3 separate regions of the Homo sapiens genome follow, and regions 2 and 3 are each linked to region 1. A link is a loop called in an ENCODE intact Hi-C map of the cell type or tissue named here. Cell type or tissue: heart right ventricle. All regions are shown on one strand. Each heading gives the region's core, and the rest is flanking DNA. Links, peaks and the distances in the headings are about the cores only.

Region 1 (4,322 bases), core at 323-4,322:
TCGGCTCACTGCAACCTCCACTCACTGTAACCTCTGCCTCCCGGGTTCAAGCAATTCTCCTGCCTCAGCCTCCCAAGGAGCTGGGATTACAGGCGTGTGCCACCACACCCAGCTAATTTTTTGGTATTTTTAGTAGAGACGAGGTTTCACCATATTGGCCAGACTTGTCTTGAACTCCTGACCTTGTGATCCGCCTGCCTCGGCCTCCCAAAGTGCTGCGATTACAGGCGTGAGCCACTGTGCCCGGCCCTTTCTCTGTCTTTTAAAGGATCCATTCTCACTCTGCAAGTATGAAGTCCTTTACCTGGGGATCTGGAGTGCCTTCCCAGGGCCTGTGTGGTTGCCTTATACACATTAGACACAAAATTTAGGGTAGGGCTCACATTGACCAAACCTTTTCTGTTTAGGAAATGGAGTTTTCCCTGTGTATGAATGATTTCAATAGGCATTCAGTGAGACCTTTAAATCATGTTAAAGAGATACAATTGAGACTCAGGGTTGGGGAACACCCTGGAAACCCAACCCAGAATTGTAAAATATTCTTTTAAAAATTATTATTATGTAATAAACCAACATCAGTTCTTTCCAAAAGAATGGACCATAGTAGAATCTTAAACCAAATCAAAATAATAATAATAAAAATGAAGAAGAAAAGAAATAGCTCTGGAAGTTGATAGCATTATTCTTAAACCATAATTTAGGGAAAAGCTGTAGTTGGCCAAGCTTTCAAATTTCACTTTATACAATTAGAGAAGGAAAGACTACATTTACATTATACTTCAGTTCAATAACTAGCACTAAGAATGGAGGAATTGTTCTTTACAGTTTTTGATTGTTTGATATTCTTCAGTTCAAGACAGGAAATTGGAAATTCACGTCTCAGCCATATCTGTAGCCTGATTTGAGTTTTGTAGGATGCGTGCTGAAATCAGTCAAATACAAGGAACACTTCATTTCCCCAACTGCGTGTTATGATGGAAGGTTTGGGTCTGTTTGAGCTCTACCCTGAATCATGTCTCTAGCAGGAAACTACGTGGAAAGTTGGGAAGAATCAAGTTCATCTTAGTTAACAACCTGGGGAAAATGTCCTATTGAGAAAATTAAAGCCATACAATTCTAGAATTAGATCTTCACATCATTCTATCTTAAAGATGAGGAACTGAGGCTTAGATAACTCATAGTAACTTGATGAAGTCATGTTTGGTTAGTATTTTAGAGCTTAATGAGCTTTCAAGGTGCTGTTCTTTTTCTGTTCCCTTTCCTTTAGTCGCTTTGGTCTGTGGGTGATCTGTTCCGGGGCCACCATCTCTAAAATACTGAAATTCCTACAGTCCTCACTGAGGGAGGTGCAGAGGACAGGGAGCAACCATTTACCTCTCAATCCTGGGTATGCTTACCCAGTGACTTCTGTATAGCAGACACTCAATATATATTTTCTTTGTGAATAACTAGATTAGCAGAAAAAAACAACACCATAGGAAAGATTCTCTTTGAAGGACTCTTTGGAGATCATTTTTCACATCTGATAATCTGCCTCCAGTTTCATTGTTTTGTGAATCGGGTTTTTTTAGATACATTTTGTCCTTTATTCTCAATTTACACTGTACAGATCGTTGTTCTGTAGATTGATTGGAACATTATTGAAGCTAATTAAAAAATTTAGAGAATTTAGCATTCTGATCAAAAAATTATTTAGATCAGAGTATGTGCTTTAGTTGGTACCATTCCCAAAGAAATCCTCAATGGGATCCACAGCCCTTCCTCCCTCCCCTCCCACCTCATTAGTTAATTTGGATCCCTGTTTATTTCACATTGACTCGCCAAATTTTAACAGGAAACAAACAGCCCTAGGGTATGTTTTCTGGATGCTTGGGCAATTCTTAGTCTGCTTCTGGATTTTTCCTGTCCGTTCTCCTCTTCCACTTCTTTTAAACCCGTTCTCCGGAGACTTGTTTACTGGGGTTGGAGAATCAGAAGCTTGGCCGGGGTGGTGTGAACCTAGTGCCCTCTTGTGGAATTTTGTGAGAATGACAAACTCCCCCAAAGCTTGAGTGCTTTGAGTTTTTTCTTGAGTAGCCTTTAGTGGGAGGACCTTTCTGTTACATCTTAAATCTAGTAAGTTAATAACATGCAGGCTTATTGCCTACACTGAATATTTGAAAGCTATTATGTTGGGGGGTATCACTTGATTACCAGAGGCTTATTGTTATAGAATTAAGCCTCATTACAGGAAACAGGCAGCTAAGTGTTTGTGCTTTTTCATCACCTCCCATTAATGTGTAAGAGAGGTAAAGAGAAAAGGAAGGCTCCCAAAGAAAAGTAATTGAAAAAAGGCTAGGAACCAAGAGTAAAGGGGAAATGGCAAACTTTAGAAGCCTTGGTCAAAAACAAGTCTTATCCCCAGCTCTTGCTTTGGATCTGAGCCCAGAAATGTAAGACCCAGCCAGAAGTTGAGAGTCTGCCAGATTCTCACCCCCCGGGGGAGATGGGGGTCAGGGTAGGGGACAGAAAGTGTTGCATAAACCCACTCCTAAGGGAGGTCTAGGGTGTTTACACTGTGCTGTTTGCTTTACCTGGGCTTTCTGGCTTGTTTTCTTTTCTTTCTTTCTTTCTTTCTTTCTTTCTTTCTTTCTTTCTTTCTTTCTTTCTTTCTTTCCTTCCTTCTTTTCTTTTTTCTTTTTTTTTTAAGACATAGTCTCACTCTGTCACCCAGGCTAGGGTGCAGTAGTGCAATCTCAGCTCACTGCAACCTCCGCCTCCCAGGTTCAAGTGATTCTCCTGCCTTAGCCTCCCAAGTATCTGGGATTATAGGTGTGGGCCACCACACCTAGCTAATTTTTGTATATTTAGTAGAGACAGGGTTTCACCATGTTGACCAAGCTGGTCTCGAACTCCTGACCTCAAGGGATCCGCCCGCCTTGGCCTCGCAAAGTGCTGGGATTATAGGCGTGAGCCACAGTGCCCAGCCGTCTTTCTTCTTTCTTTCACAATTTCATTTTTTTCATTTTGAGATAACTTGTTTCTCCATTGCCATTAGCAAAGTCACTGTGGCCCAGAGGACACAGTCACACTTGCGTCAGACACACCTGCACTTAAATTCCTGTGTTGCCTCATACCAACTGTGAGACTTGGGCAAGTCAACCTGCTGGAGTCTCAGTTTTCTAGAGACTCCTTATAGAAACATTTGTGAGGATTAAAAACAATAACAGAGTCAACTTCAGAAACAAGTTACTGGATTTTATTATACCCCAAAACAAGGAAGAGAGTGGGTGCATTACTAAGGCAGTGACTCAGTGTTCAGGACTGTTGTTGTCACCCAGAGAGATTCACAAAACCTCCAACCTGTCCAGCAATACATTTAGAAGAAACAGGATTAGGGAAGACTCTGGAAGCAAAGAAGGCTTTATTAAACATAACCATGATCCATAGCTGGAGTATACATAGGAAATTTGGTAACTTGGATAAGGCAAAGTCTTTTCCCTTTAGGAGCCTGTACTTTAGTGGGTGAGGAAGAACCTTCTGAAAGAAAATGATTTCAGCAGCAGTATAAAAGAAAGTGGGTCACCTGTATGAGCAAACTAACAAAGCAGATTTAATGTAAGTGCCCAAGAGTTCCAAAACAAGGGAATCAGTAAGAGTTCTGGAGAAGGCCACCTTGGGGATACTTGGTGCGGTGTGGGGGTGGATGTAGGTTTATTCTGGGAATCGAATAACATGGTAAATATGTGACTGTAGGATGACTGGCTGTGATTTGCAAGGAAAAGAAATTTGCAAAGACCCAAGAATGGTATCTGCTAAATTGCATGTGCAAGGGTGGTCATGGTGAAAAGGAAAGTTTGGGCTAGAATAAGAGTAATAAAATGAGAAGTCAGGGAAGTACCAAGCATTTGAATGCTATAAAAATGCTATAGCAGTTGAATTCTATACAAATTTAAATTATGGAAATTTGAAATGTTATTAAGTATTTAAAAAGTCTCACTTTATATGTAAAGTTTGAAATGAAGCCAATTCTTGAAAGCTGCGGAGAGAGAAGGAGGCAAAGCGAGCATAATTTCAGCCTGTATGAATTAATTATAAATTCTATCATGCTATTTCCACATGGTGGCACCACTTTGGTGAGCACGTAAAGTACCCACTTTTCTTTATCAAGATGAGATTTGAATGGGTCCAGTTTTGAGTTGTGAGAAGTCTTTATTCCCTCAGGTAAAAGGCAATCCCTTGTGCCTGATGACGCTAATGACAGCATAACTGCTAGACTCTGTTCTCCTCCCTTCACAGCTCTTCCTTTTGTTGCATTCTCTTCCCCCAGTGGCTTTTCTTGC
Region 2 (4,322 bases), core at 230-4,229, 160 kb before region 1:
GAGGCCAGCTATGATTGTTTGCTGGGATGCATGTTTCATTTAGAGATGCAGCTGAATAAGTCTTGGTTTTTTTTTGGTTTGTTTGTTTGTTTGTTTTTTCAGTATTAAAAGACCTTTCAGGCCAGGCGTGGTGGCTCAAACCTGTAATCCCAGCACTTTGGGAGCCCGAGGCAGGTGGATCATGATGTCAGGGGTTCAAGACTAGCCTGGCCAAGATGGTGAAACCCCGTCTCTACTAAAAATACAGAAATTAGTTGGGCATGGTGGTGGGCGCCTGTAATCCCAGCAACTCGGGAGGCTGAGGCAGGCAATTGCTTGAACCCGGGAAGCAGAGGTTGCACTGAACCGAGATCGTGCCACTGCACTCCAGCCTGGGTGACAGAGCAAGACTCCTTCTCAAAACAAACAAACAAACAAACAAACAAACAAACAAAAAACCTTTCAGAAACACATTGGTACTCCTAAGCTTTTACATATGTTCATAAGCCTTTAAATTAGGGTGGAGGAAAAATTATCTCAATTCCTGAAAAGATAGACATTAAAAGGAACCACCAAATAAAGGCAAACCCATTTTCCAGGTGCTAGAAAAGGGTGAGGAGTGGTACAATCTATGCAAGGCCAGGTGTGTGAGAAAACCATGGTACCTGAAAGCCTGGGTAAAAGAGCTGAGAATAGGATACAAAGGGTTCAGCCCCCCAGGTAGCCAAATGCCGCTGCAGGCTAGGGCTCCCTCCCTCCCTCCCTCCCTCCCTGCTTCGCTTTCTCCCTCCCTCTCTCCTTTTTCCCTTTCTTTCTTCCTTCTGTGGAGTTCCTAAATCATGGTTTCTTGAGAAACAGGATATTGGAGCTTCAAGGCAGAGGTCCCCAACATCTTAAGGAGCCTGGAGGTCATGATTCCTTGCCAAGGTGGGAATCACACTCCATCTTGGACTTCCGAGGCTAGGCAGAGTTAGGCATTTTCTCATCTGGGCTCCATAGGCCTGGGCCCACAGTTTTTTTCAGCATCTCTCTCACTGCACTGTAGCCATTTATTCACCAGAATGCATCCTTCCTGACCTGCGAGCTCTTCCAGAGCATGAACAGAGGAGTATAATGGTTTGGCACCCCGCCTTTGGTGCCAGAGAAACCTAGGTTCACACTCTGATTAGACCCTTCAGGGGCTGTGTGATTTTTCTGGGAGAATGAAATTAGATACCATCTATAAAAATCTGGACTTATGGTATAACCAATATGTGGCAGCTGCTATTACTTTAACTTGTTCTTCTGTATACAAATAATAATAGCTTTATCTGTTAGGATTCAGTGCAGGAAACAGAAATTGCTTCACTTACATTGAGTAGGAAGGGATTTAGTCAAGGGATAATGTGCTTGCAAAACGGTTAGAAGGGCTGAAGGAGCAGGTTCTAGGCTGGGGCTCACAAAGCAGTATAGAAATTAACCACCACCTCTAGGGCACCTCTGGAGCTGTGCTGGAATCCAGAAGTGACTGCTGCCTCTGCTACAATTCCTGCCTCTCGATACCCAAGAAGCTGGAGAATGGACTCTGGAACTCTGATGCAGAAAAACCTCCTATTTCCCCAGCTTTGCTGGCCAGCAAAATGGCTACAAAGGGGTGCAGCTTCTGCTTTGCACATCTTGCACTGAGTGCCTCTACTTGGCAGAAGACAGCTTGCTTCTAGAACCCCGACTGCAAAGGAGCCTTGGAATCATGGTGCTCAGCTTTCCAACTTCACCCAGCAAGAGGCAGGAATGAAGGTTGAGTGACCATCCACACCACAGCTGGCACTTTCAGCTGTCATTGGCCTCACAGCACCACAGTTAGGTAAGTGCCCATTTCACAAATGAGGAAGCAGAGCCTTCAGGAAGTTACCTTGTCTGCCCCGGGTCACAGAGGAAGGGGTGAAGAAGCAATGTAAACAGGTTCTATCTTAATCAAAGTCTATGCCCTTAACTACCATTTTTTCTAATCCTCCCTGCATCTTGAATGCCTAACTCTGCATGTGGCCACACCTACTGAATGAATGTTAGAGTTCATTCATCATGAGTTTAAACAGAAAATTACACCAACTTAGAATGCTGTGGCCTAGAGAAAGTGTCTTTACCTCCTGAGTGCGACCCAAGTCAGGAGGCAGGAGGCTGACTGAGGGACACGGAGGAGGTATGCACACTCACAGCATGAGGCAGAGCTGTGTGCACACATCAAGCAAGGAAATGGGGCCGGAATATGGGGCAAAGGCCTACGGATTGAATGGTGGATTTGGATGTGGGCCACTTCTTCCAGCCCCTGAAAGAGGACCAGGCAATGTGGCTATGAATGGGCCTAATGAGAATTGATTGATTCGCTCGAGATGTTTTCTTTTTCTTCCTAAAATAGAAAATGACATACCCCATGATTCATGCACTCCGGTGCCCGTGATAATGGCCTCTTCAGTGCACTGACTCTGCTGATAACCACAGGCACTCATCCTCCGCAGAGGGGTTGTGTGCCACACCCTAGGCACATAGCAACCCTGCAGGCTGTCAGACACCTGCCGCAGAGAGTGCTTTCCACACGCTCTCTGGGACATGAGGCACAGTTCCCAGGAGTGCCTGAGAAATCTCAGTTGCCTGGCATAGATGCTAAGGCCTGAGAGAAGAGCCCAGAGTCTAGGCCTGAGGGGCTGCAGTCTGCACACAGGAGTTAACTCATACACATATACAACCCACAAAGCCACACACATACATAGCACAAATACACACACAGATAGACACAGCACACACAGACACATACATCACACACACACAGACACAAACATGCACACTACACACATGCACAGCCCACATAAACACCCACAGAGTTGCAAATATACACAGCACAAATACACACACAAATAGACCACACGCAGAGAGACACATCACACATACACACAGATACAAATATACACACCACACACAAACACAGAGAGACACACACACCACACATACAACACACACAAACATACACACTACACACATACACAACCCAATAAACACCCACAGAGCCACAAACATATGTAACACAAATACACAGAGAGACACACCATGCAAAGACCCAGAGAAACACCATATACCACACATATGCACACACAAACGTGCACACCCAACACATCACCACGTGCAACACATACACCATACACGGAAACACATGAAGACACTTACGTACACCACACACACATATACACACACAGACACAAACATACGCAGCGCACACACACCACACACATACGCAGGCTCATGCACATACTCTACAAAAAGTGCCTCACTACAGGACAGCCATATCCTAAAAGGCTTAAAATAATGGTTATATGGCCTACAAACGCAGAAGGTGTGTATACAAACCAGTAAAAGAAATGAAAGAAAGCATCAAAAATGGTAAATACACGAAGATAAAATCCCTGTTGAAATGCACGCATGATATTTATTGGGATTGGAGGACAATTCAGGCAACACAAATAATTGATATTTAGTAATCTTTGGATTGTTCCTTGTGAACTTATTCAGTTGAACAGCACATTTTTTCAAGTGGCTGCCCTTTAGCCCCTGTACACTCACTGTGTGGCCACTGACTTACACCCACTGGGCATCTGCCAAGTCCCTACCTCATCTCCCTCCCTTCCAAATGTACCTGTCTGGGGACAGCCCTGCAGAGCCCCTGCAGCGCCTGTTTGATGATAGAGCTTGCCACCCAGTCCCTCTCATTCTTCCAAGCTCCTTTCCTGCCCAAGTCAGGAAAGTCCCACAGTTCTTGTCTCATAGTACACACAGGGAAGTTCAGGGATTTGGTGCTAACTTTAGTTAGACCCCGGCTTCCCAGAGCCCTGATTTCTTCCAGGGCTATAGCAGTTTATCTCTGTGTGCCCAGGGGGTGCTCAGGCCCAGGAATTGTGAATATTAGATGTTCCCTTTAGTATTTCTAAGATCCTATAGGGAAGAGTGGGAAATTGAAGTTAAGGGACAACTAGCAGGTGAGAATGACAGCTGGGGATTATTGACCAAGAAGGAAAGGATGGGCTGGTTGTAAATATACCTTCAAGACCCATTATCTTACTGAACTTGAAAGCTAGAGGGGAATGTACAGAGACCATCAGCTATAACCCCTTCATCTTCCAGATGTAGAATCTGAGGCCAGAAGAGTGAAACAATATGTCTAAAGTCAAAACCAATTAATTAGAAGCGACTCTGTGATCGCAAATGTAGAATTCTTCCCTAATGGAGCACTGGTTACCATTTTCTATTTTCTGATTCTATGGTATTATTTCACCGACTTGATGTATGGACCAAGATATTATTCTGGATTTGAGATT
Region 3 (4,322 bases), core at 230-4,229, 200 kb before region 1:
CTGCTGTAACAAATGTAGTGGCTTGAAACAACCTAAATGTATTCTCTTACAGTTCTATAGTTTGGAAGTCCAACATGGATCTCACTGGCTCAAATCAAGGTGTTGCCAGGATGGCATTTCTTTTGGAGGCTTTAGGTTAGAATCTGTTTCGTTGTATTTTTCAGCTTCTAAAGATTGCCCACACTCATTGGGTTATGACCTTCTTCCTCTCTTTTGAAAGCCAGCCAGCAACACTGCATTTCTTATCAATATTGACACCTTACCTACTGAATATTGCTTTGGTTCTAAGATTCAGGGTTTTGTGTTTCTGTGGTTGTTTTATTATATGCATCTCTTCCCAACTGTATGTTCAGAGACATCTCATTGGTAGCTTGAAGTGGCATGGTGGTCTTCAGTATGTAGATATTGGGGTGGGTCATTATTCTAACATACTGCTTGACATGGTCATTTAGTGAGACTTCAGGATCAAAAGGTATGATGTTCTACAGCTTTTAGTATCCCCATCAACCAAAAACCAATTAATTTCTACCTGTTATCAAAGAAGGAATGCTTTAATTGGTCATTGCCAATTTTGTTTTTTAGTTTATTTTTTTCCTAGAATATCACAACAGGGATCCTCTTCTCTTTGATTCATTGATGGATTCCAATATCCTAACAACACATGATAGATGTTCAATAAATATTTGTAGAGTAAATGAATAAGATCTGCCTGAAGCTAAGCCACTATCTTCCTGGTAGGTGATTCCACTAGGCTTTCTCCATCATTTGTATTACAAAATCTTTGTAGGAAAAGAATTAAGCTCCTCTCAATAACTCTTTCTTCTGCAGACTCATAGTAATTTACAAAATACCTATATTATAAGGGTGGCAATTATCTGTTATGGTAATTTATCTTATACATGTGTGACTCTTCCGCTGTAATGGAAGCTCTTAGAAATCAGGGTTGGTGTCTTTGTTTTGTTTTCATGTTTATTTCCTTCTCAAAAGTAATATTTCCTTTATTTTTATTATCTATTCCTATGAATGTGTTACATGGAAAGCTGAAAGAATTGACCTTGCATATGCTTCTTAGCTGGAGTGCAAGCCCCTTTGCAGCAGGTGTGATGGACAAAGCTGTACTCCAAGACTGTGACAGTCCTCAGCCCTGTCAAGATTTCAGGCTCAGCACATGTTCGTTGAAGGAATGGTGTTGGCTTTCCCTTTGAAAACCTTGGAGGGACTTCAGCAAAGGCCAAAAGAGGAAAAGCTGAATTTCCTCCTAAAACATTTCATGGTCCCTGCCTCCCACACATATAGGAGTTTCTAATTTTGGGCTTGGCACCAATCGCCTATCAAAGCAAATTATTCTTTAAAAGGCTTAAGTGGGAAGCCAGCCCAAGGTTTTGTTTTGACAGAATTGTACGTCTGAGTGGGGCTGACCATGTTCTTGGCCTTGGCTGTACTCTCTTGTGACACAGAAATAACCTGAACTCCTCTGATGTAACAAGTTTTGAGAAGTTCTGCTGAATTGATTGACAAATCTTTCCCAGGACAACTTGAGATTCTCAATGTACAACAAGTATATCAACGATGATGATCAAATTAAAGAGCTTTTCTTGGATTTTCCTGTCACTCCTGGCAGAGGTAATATGGAAAACCCAGGCCTTGAGAAAAACATGCTTAGAGCATACTTTGGCTATTTGCTGTAACATTACTTTCCAAATTTTCCGAGAAGCTTTAAGCTGCTAACATAAGCATAAATGCTGCTCTACTGCAGCCACCATGAAATAAACAGCAGGCTGGGACACAAGAGCCGGCACACTCTGAACCAGCTTTCTGGGGAAACTCCCTAGGGACCCAAGGTTGCATAAAATTCAACAGGAAGGCAATCCAACATCGTCCAAATGCTCTTTCCCTACCATAGGGTTCTATCATGTTTGCCAATTCCTGCTTGCAAAATCAATCTATTAATATCATGCATGAAGATGCTTCTCAGAAAGTAGTTTTTATTGGTATAGGAGGCAGCTCCTCCAGGGATAGTTGGAGGTCAGAGTCGTATGTTCCAGAACCCTCTGTCTTTAGGTTGAGGCTAATTGACCAAGACTCCAAGAAACATTTTTTCTAGTCAATCAAGGTCAAAACTTAACGTGCTTGTTTATATTGGGGGAATGTGCATATAATTACATATGTGTTATGTATGTTTATTTAAAAAGCTCCTTGTCCTGAGGGCAGAGGGAATGATGCTGCCTCCTAGTGGGAGACAAATTGAGAGACACAGCCATTTAGAATAGGCTGGAGGAATTGAAGAGGAGCCTCAGATCCTAGGTAAAAATGCAGACTCTACTCTCTGCTGCTTAACGATCTAATTCTATATGAGACACAAGATCTCTTTCTGAAGGTCTATACAGCCTCTCTTGGTAGCCATTCAAACCTACCAATCAACATATTTTTGACAACTTCCTATTTGTTCAAACATGTGCCTGGAATCAAAGAGGACACCAAGTGGCTGGGCATGGTGACTCATGCCTGCAATCCCGGTCACTTCGGGAGGCCAAGATGGGAAAGTTGCTTGAGTTCAGGAGTTTGAGACCAGCCTGAGCAACACAGCAAGACCCTATCTCTATTTTTAAAAAGAAAAGAAAAAAAAGAGGACACCAAGAAAATATTAGGCAGGAATTTTGCCCTCAGAAAATGTATGCATCGTTCAGTAGAAGAGACTGGTTTGTACCTTAAAACAATTTGAGATAAGCAATTCTTCATCTCTATGGTTCAGTTTATGTGTCAATGGCTTAATCTTCTTTTGGACTCCCCTGTCCCCAGGAGCAAGCCCAAACTCCTTAATCTGGCATTCAAAGGTGTTTATAATCTGGTTTCCCACCCACATCCTACTCAACCACATTTCTTGCCATTTCTGTTTTGCGTTCCATATTTCCACCACTCCTGAAACTGGCTTAAGGGTAGGCCCTTCAGGTAAGCCAATTGCTAAGGCTTTCTAACATATGAAATCTAGCAAGTCATAGAGAAGAGAATTGTCAGACAGGGCTTCTTGTGAGATCCTCTAATAAACTGCTAAGGGTGGGAAGTGATATCCCCCAGTGACATGCTTAAGTAACAGTAAAAAAAAAAAAAAAAAAAATCCAAATGGCTTTCTAAGAAGAGTAGATTCACCAGATATCAGAATTTTGTTTGATTGAGTCAGGGACCAAGGAGTTGACTTACTTGGGAAAATAGAGAAGCACAATTGCATATTGTCATCAGAGAGCCCTCTTTATCCACTGTTGTAACATCTAGCTTCTCCTCTAAACAAAATTTACTAAAACTGGTCAAAAGAAGCACCTAATTATTAGCCAGCTGACAGTGGGCTGGCCATGGCTTACTGAACCACCTGTATTCTCTGGATTTCCCACGCTCTGTCTGTGCTTTTGATAGTTTTATCTGGAACCACCCCACTGCTACTCTATATCAAGTTAATCTCAAAATGCAACAAAAGCTATTGCCTCCATTATAAAACACTCCCTGACTTTATGCTACCCTCTGGCCTAACCTGCTCTGTATTAAGTGCTAAGTCTTTGTGTTCCCATTGACTTTGATGTACATCTCTTATCCCAACACTTTATTAAAATAAGCTTTTGGTGTCTGGTCCCTTCGCTAGGCTCCCTGATGGCTATGAGTTGTGTCTTCTTTTTCTATGTACTAAAGCATCCCTCCTAGCTACTGGACCTTTGAGTATATTAGTGCCCTTTTTTAGGATAGGGAAATGGGAGATCATTGAGAATACCTGAGTAGTTGGATTCATAGGAAGAGACCTGGGTTGGGTCCTGGCCAATGGATTGGTAAGATTTGAAGAGGCAAGGGGAGGTCCTTCTTCCAGGAGAGTGATTGTGAGCAAGGGTGTGTGAAAGAAACAGTAAAGGACACAAGCCCACCTATGAGAGGCAAAACATTCTTTCATATACCTAATGAAGATCTAACAAAGTCCATTTTCTTTTGCTCAGTTCTTCCCAGAATGTCAAAAGGGTAAAATTGCATAAATTTGCAAATAGGTGGCCAGACATGGTGGCTCACACTTGTAATCCCAGCACTTTGGGAGGCCAACATGGGCAGATTGCTTGAGCCCAGGAGTTCAAGAGCAGCCTGGGCAACACAGCGAAACCCTGTTTCTACAAAAAATGCAAAAATTAGTTGGGTGTCATAGTGCACACCTGTAGTCCCAGCTACTAGAGAGGCTGAAGTGGGAGAATTACTTGAGCCCAGAAGGTAGAGTCTGCAGTGAGCCATGATGGCACCACTGCATTCCAGCCTGGGTGACACAGTGAGACCTTGTCTCAAAAACAAACAAACAA

Evidence for each region. Peaks named below come from ENCODE experiments on the same cell type or tissue, not always from the same donor. Only the 100,000 strongest peaks of a DNase experiment are listed, where the experiment ranks them.
Region 2: it touches region 1 in a loop (2.5-fold over the local background); 6 of 110 quality-filtered maps call a loop at or near these places.
Region 3: it touches region 1 in a loop (3-fold over the local background); 17 of 110 quality-filtered maps call a loop at or near these places.

The regions. Positions count from the first base shown.
Region 1 is chr1:182,394,901-182,399,222 of GRCh38, forward strand. It overlaps TEDDM1 (transmembrane epididymal protein 1), which reads right to left. Exons shown (of 1, transcript NM_172000.4): 1 at 3,217-4,322. Among named protein-coding and RNA genes, the nearest start is that of TEDDM1, 3.6 kb to the right of the region's middle. In heart right ventricle, for the core only: a CTCF peak has its summit at 2,013 (motif pointing left); a DNase peak (open chromatin) is centred at 1,991; H3K4me3 peaks cover 398 bases; H3K27ac peaks cover 1,375 bases.
Region 2 is chr1:182,233,950-182,238,271 of GRCh38, forward strand. All of the region lies in intron 2 of LINC01344 (long intergenic non-protein coding RNA 1344), which reads right to left. Among named protein-coding and RNA genes, the nearest start is that of LINC01344, 78 kb to the right of the region's middle. In heart right ventricle, for the core only: no CTCF peak of the experiment used is centred there; a DNase peak (open chromatin) is centred at 2,521; H3K27ac peaks cover 698 bases.
Region 3 is chr1:182,195,942-182,200,263 of GRCh38, forward strand. No RefSeq gene overlaps it. Among named protein-coding and RNA genes, the nearest start is that of LINC01344, 120 kb to the right of the region's middle. In heart right ventricle, for the core only: a CTCF peak has its summit at 2,237 (motif pointing left); DNase peaks (open chromatin) are centred at 1,377 and 1,813; H3K27ac peaks cover 852 bases.